Regions from separate parts of the Homo sapiens genome. Here region 2 is linked to region 1. A link is a loop called in an ENCODE intact Hi-C map of the cell type or tissue named here. Cell type or tissue: endothelial cell of umbilical vein. All regions are shown on one strand. Each heading gives the region's core, and the rest is flanking DNA. Links, peaks and the distances in the headings are about the cores only.

What was found. Peaks named below come from ENCODE experiments on the same cell type or tissue, not always from the same donor. Only the 100,000 strongest peaks of a DNase experiment are listed, where the experiment ranks them.
Region 2: a loop joins it to region 1, with 17 times the contacts of the local background. A loop is called at or near these places in 101 of 110 quality-filtered maps.

What each region holds. Positions count from the first base shown.
Region 1 is chr17:56,818,649-56,821,567 of GRCh38, reverse strand. All of the region lies in intron 4 of C17orf67 (chromosome 17 open reading frame 67), which reads left to right. Among named protein-coding and RNA genes, the nearest start is that of C17orf67, 14 kb to the left of the region's middle. In endothelial cell of umbilical vein, for the core only: a CTCF peak has its summit at 1,739 (motif pointing left); a DNase peak (open chromatin) is centred at 1,707.
Region 2 is chr17:56,938,886-56,941,802 of GRCh38, reverse strand. It overlaps COIL (coilin), which reads left to right. Exons shown (of 7, transcript NM_004645.3): 7 at 2,649-2,917. The coding sequence ends at 2,732. Among named protein-coding and RNA genes, the nearest start is that of COIL, 21 kb to the left of the region's middle. In endothelial cell of umbilical vein, for the core only: a CTCF peak has its summit at 1,699 (motif pointing right); a DNase peak (open chromatin) is centred at 1,742; H3K27ac peaks cover 764 bases.

The DNA.
Region 1 (2,919 bases), core at 224-2,723:
AGATGCCAGCTGGGAGCCTGGTGCTGGGTGAGAGATAACAGTGGCCTAGATGTGGGTGGTGACAATAGAGATGGAAGGATCTAGACCCATAAGCACCACACACAGCTTATGGAGTTACTATCATTGCTTTAAAGTTACTATCATTATTTTAAAAAATACTGTAGTCTAGTCTACCAACTATACTATAAATTCCATATTTTTACAATGTATATATAATTCTTTACAATGTACATGTGAGGTAGACAGTAAAAAAGATGAAAGCAAATATGGAGAGGACTGTTAGAATTTATTTAATTTACCCTGGGCCTAAAAAATGTCGACACATTATAATTCTCTTGATGGGGACAGATTTGGCATTTTTCTATACTTAAAAAAATGTTCCTTTGGGAGGCCAAGGGGGTAGGATTACTTGAGCCCAGGAGTTTAAGAGCAGCCTGGACAACATAGCAAGACCCTGTTTCTAAAATAAATAAATAAATAAATAAAAATAATTAGCTGGGCATGGTAGTGCACGCCTGTGGTTCCAGCTATTTGAGAAGCTGAGGCAGGAGGATCATTGGAACCCAGGAGGGTGAGGCTGCAGTGAGCTATGCTTGTGCCACTGCACTCCAGCCTGGGCGACAGAGCAAGACCCTCTCTCAAAAAACAAAAACAAAACGAAGTTCTCTTGTCTCTAAAGTTTCTATAGTTCAGTGTGATGACATTTAGAACTCTAGAATGTTGGGTTTGTCATTTGTCAATGACACTTAAATATCTGTGTAATGGGACAGTTCCTTCCAAAAAAAAAAAAAAAAAAAAAAGGGAAACTCACCCAAACAAAAAGTTGTGTTTGGGTGTTGTGAATATGGGTGGTAGCATTATTCCTTTATAGGCTTTTAAATGTTATCAAATAGTTAACACAACAGGTCCTCAAATAACATTGTTTCCTTCAACGTTGTTTCATTACAATGTTGATGAGAAAAAAAATTGATTCCAGCCCCGGGCCACTGTCTGTGTGGAGTTTGCATGTTCTTTCCATGTCTGCGTGGGTTTTCTCTGGGTACTTCGGTTTCTTCCCACATCCTAAAGCTGTGCACGTTATGTTCATTGGTGTGTCTGAATTGTCCCCGCGTGAGTGTGTGTGGGTGGGTGTGTGAGAGTGTGCCCTGCGATGGAATGGTGTCTTCTCCAGGGCTGGTTTCTGCCTGGTGCCCTGAGCTGCTGGGACACGCTCCAGCCACCACGGCCCTGAACTAGAATAAGTGGGTAAATATTAATAACTATCTTACTTGTTTTTATTAATCTTTCTTAAATACATGTATAGCCTTCAACGTTTGATATTAGAAATGTTTTGGGTCCTTATTTAGAAGTTTGGTGATGTTTTGTGACCAGAAATATGCCATAGGAACTCACCTCTTGTGTATATCAATTAGCTTATGGTAAAATTGGTTCATTCTGGACCATTTGGCTTAAAGTCTCAGTTTCCAAGAATTTATCAGCAATAATGTTATGAGGACTTACTGTACCGCTTTCCTAGGCCACAACATCTGATGAATGCCTTCAATAGTACATCAATTAAAATAAAAGTACGGAAATAGTTTTAGGTGCAGCAGCACCCTCTCTCTCCACCTCCAGTAGATTCTCTGGAATCGCTGGCAACTTCTTGAATAATTAACCTTAGTGGCCTTGAGCTCTTTCCCCTGATCTTAGTTGTCCCTGGTTCCACCTTCTGCTCTGCCACCTTGTGGATTTATTGGGAATTGCGTCTTCTACTGGGAGCCTTGCCGACTCACCTCGTTACCCCGCTGGGGCTTTTCCTGAGAACCGGGATGGGGTTTAGAAGAGAATTCTCACCGCCTGAGTGACACTCACAATAAGACACTTTGCTCTTTCGGTCTTTCTATATTCCTCCCCCTCTCGCTTCTTTTAGGACAACATCCAGAGGCCAAGCTGAAGGGCATTTGATGGCCCTGCCAGTATCACACCTGAACGGCCCTCCCCACCCGAGACTTGCAGCAGCCTCCCAGGGTGTGATACAGGCTCCGACTCTCTCCAGTCTCACCACCTCAGTCCACCAGAGGTTGCCTTATGCTTTAAAAAATTATAAAAATAATACAAGCTTGCTTAAAGCTTACCAGTGAAGGAGACAGATTTTTAAAAAGTAAATAAATGCAATACGTATAAATTATGGTGAGTGCTGTGAGATGGAGAGTGGTGGTGGTGGGGGCAGGGAACTTTTTATTAAGAAGGCTGGTAAGGGCAGGCTTTCCTGAGTAGGAGAAATTTCAAATTGAAACCTGAAGGATGAGATAGATCCAGTCATTAAAAGAGGGAGAAAAAGCACATGCAAAGGTCCTGAGGCGGGAGTGGGCTTGTTAAGCTGAAAGTGAGTGAGTGTGGCCAGATGGCAGTGAGCAGGAGGGGAGTGGTTGGAGTAAGGTTGGAAAGGGCAGTAGGCACAAAAAACACAGGGTCCTGTTGTGCTTGGTAGGGATTTTAATTTTATTCTGACTCTCATGGGAAGATGAGGAAAGATCTTATGCATGGAAGTGATGAGGTCTAACTGATACTTTCTATTTCATCCTTGCTGCTACCTGGAGAACAGATTGAAGTGAACAGGGAGGGAAACTAGAATCCCATTTGGGAGCCTGGTGCCAGAAGCTGGGTGAGGGAAACAATGGCCTAGACTTGGGTGGTGGCATTAGAGACGGAAGGATCTAGATCCATGTTGTCTAATATGGTAGCACTAGCCACATGTGGCTACCGAGCACTTGAAATGTATAAGTGTAAAATCTACACCAGATCTTGAAGGTTTAGTACAAAAAAAGGCATAAAATCTCTCATTGACAACTTGTTTATATTGATTATGTGTTAAAATAATAATATTTTGGATATTTCATCATGTTAAAATATAATATTAAAATATTTAACCTTTTTACT
Region 2 (2,917 bases), core at 418-2,917, 120 kb before region 1:
CTATATAAGGATTCCAGTAGGAAAGGGTAGCATATTTAGAAACTTTATTGGCATACACGTTCAGAGAAGTGCATATAACTACATGGCTTGAACAACTTTCACATGAACATACCCATGTAACCAGACCCAGATCAGGAAATAGAACATAACACCCACTCCCAGAAGCCTCTATTATGTCCCCTTGCTGTCACCACTATCCCCCAAGTGTTACCACAGTTCCAACTTTTGTTTTTTTGAGAGAGTCTCACTGTGTTGCCCAGGCTGAAATGCAGTGGCATGATCTTGGCTCACTGCAACCTCCACCTCTCAGGTTCGAGCGATTCTCATGCCTCAGCCTCTGGAGTAGCTAGAATTACAGGCGCTTGCCACCTCACCCAGCTAATTTTTATATTTTTGGTAGAGACGGGGTTTTACCATGTTGGCCAGGCTGGTCTTGAACTGCTGACCTCAAGTGATCTGCCCACTTAGGCCTCCCAAAGTGTTGGATTACAGGCCACCGTGCCTGGGTGAGCCACCATGCCTGGCCCGAGAGTTCCAACTTATAATAGCACAACAGTTTGAAGAGTGACATAAAATGATGATCTCATCCTCTGACTTTCTTTAAATCCTTAAATTGCCATTTTGGGAAGTATATGGTTTATACCTTTTTTTTTTTTTTTTTTTTTTGAGACAGAGTCTAGCTCTGTCACCCAGGCTGGAGTGCAGTGGCGTGATCTCCGCTCACTGCAAGCTCCGCCTCCCGGGTTCACACCATTCTCTTGCCTCAGCCTCCCGAGTAGCTGGGATTACAGGCGCCTGCCACCACGCCTGGCTAATTTTTTGTATTTTTTTAACTAGAGACAGGGTTTCCCCGCGTTGGCCACGATGGTCTCAATCTCCTGACCTCGTGATCTGCACGCCTCGGCCTCCCAAAGTGCTAGGATTACACGTGTGAGCCACCGCGCCCGGCCGATTTATACCTTTTTAAGCAGCCAGACCTACCAGAGTTGCTGGCAGTGGCTAGCTCATTAGGTTATGGTGGCATTAAATGGAAGTTAGATTTAAGAAAATGCTCTCTTTTAAGGTGTTTATACTTGAAATGTTATAGATATTATTCTGTAAGTTTCAATATTGCAAACATATTTTTTCTGAAGTGTGAACTTGTAGAAACCCTAGCCAGACTGTGTTTTACCTTGTCTTTAAGGTAGATGACACTTTTAGGGATTTATTCCAGAAACACATTTTTAGTGTTTGTGGTAGGATCAGCAGATTTGGCCTGGTCTCCTGTATTTCTTTATTTGCAATAGTTTTTTTTGGTTGAAATTGGAAACCGCATTGGAAAATTAAACCTTGGAGGCTTTTCTCTCTATGCCCTAAACAGAGACTTGAAGTAGAATAGAAAGCCTGTAATTAGGCTGGGCACCGTGGCTCATGCCTGTAATCACAGCACTTTGGGAGGCTGAGGCGGGCCGATCCCTTGAGTCCAGGAGTTCAAGACCAGCCTGGGCAACATGGCGAGACCCCGTCTCTACAAAAAAATACAAAAATTAACCGGGAGTGGTGACACATGCCTGTAGTCCCAGCCACCTTTGGGGGTGGTGGGGGCGAGGCAGGAGGATCGCTTGAGCCCAGGAGGTGGAAGGTGCAGTGAGTCCTGAATGCCACTGCATTCCAGCCTGGACTATAGACGTGATACCCTATCTCAAAAACAAAAAGCCTGTAATTACCTTTTTTGACACTAGATGGCCCTCATTATTCATTCATAGGACCAAGCCTTAGAGTTTTTCTCTTGGTGGGCTGTGAAATAGTTCCTGTTTTTAGGTAGTGTAGGATAAGAACTACAGAGCGGCGCAAAAGGGCATCAGCAGCCTAATGATACCCATCTGGACCATGTCTAGTTGCCAGAAGGTCTCCAGGCCACCTGTCCACAGGGCAAATCAAATGCAGGGGTTGGGGGAGCTACTCCCTCCCGCAACCCCTGCATCTCCTGCTCTTAATCAAAGAAAGATGAAATATGTTTAATGTAAAATTTAGCTTCATTCTAAGTAAATGAGTTATTTATTTATTTATTTATTTATTTTCCCAGCACAGAGTTTCACTCTGTCACCCAGGCTGGAGTGCAGTGGCGCGATCTCCGCTCACTGCAACCTCCACCTACTGGGTTCAAGCGATTCTCCTGACTCAGCCTTCCGAGTAGCTGGGACTACAGGCATGCGTCACCATGCCCGGCTAATTTTTGTATTTTTGCAGAGACACAGGTTGGCCAGGCTGGTCTTGAACTCCTGACTTTAGATGATCCGACTGCCTTGGCCTCCCAGAGTGCTAGGATTATAGGCGTGAGCTACCATGCCTGGCCTCTTTTTTTTTGTTTTGTTTTTTAATTAAAAAAAATAATAGAGATGGGGTCTCACTAGGTTTCCCAGGCTGATCTTGAACTCCTGGGCTCAAGCATTTCTCCCCCTCGGCCTTCCAAATTGCTGGGATTACAGGTGTGAGCCACAGCGCCTGGCCTAAAGAGTTACTATACTGCAATTGAACTCAGTTTATTGGAACCCAAATTATTCCCGTTCTTCAATCATTCTACACAGACGGAAAATTTACGTGGCTGAATTAACCGGTATGACCTCAAAATGAAGTGCCTAAACTGGGTATTTTGTCTTTTTCCTCAGATCACTGTATTTTGGAAAGAGTTGATTGACCCAAGACTGATTATTGAATCTCCAAGTAACACATCAAGTACAGAACCTGCCTGAGTATGACCTCTCCACCTTATAGTTTATGAATGTCTTGTTTGTGAAAGTGACTATAACCCAAACTTTTTTTTTTTTTTAAAGAGGATTTGGAAGTTGTATGGATTTTTTTGTTATCTTCACTTTACTGCATAGGAAACAATCTACCTCATCATTTAAAATGACATGGGTGTCGGTTTTGTAGATCT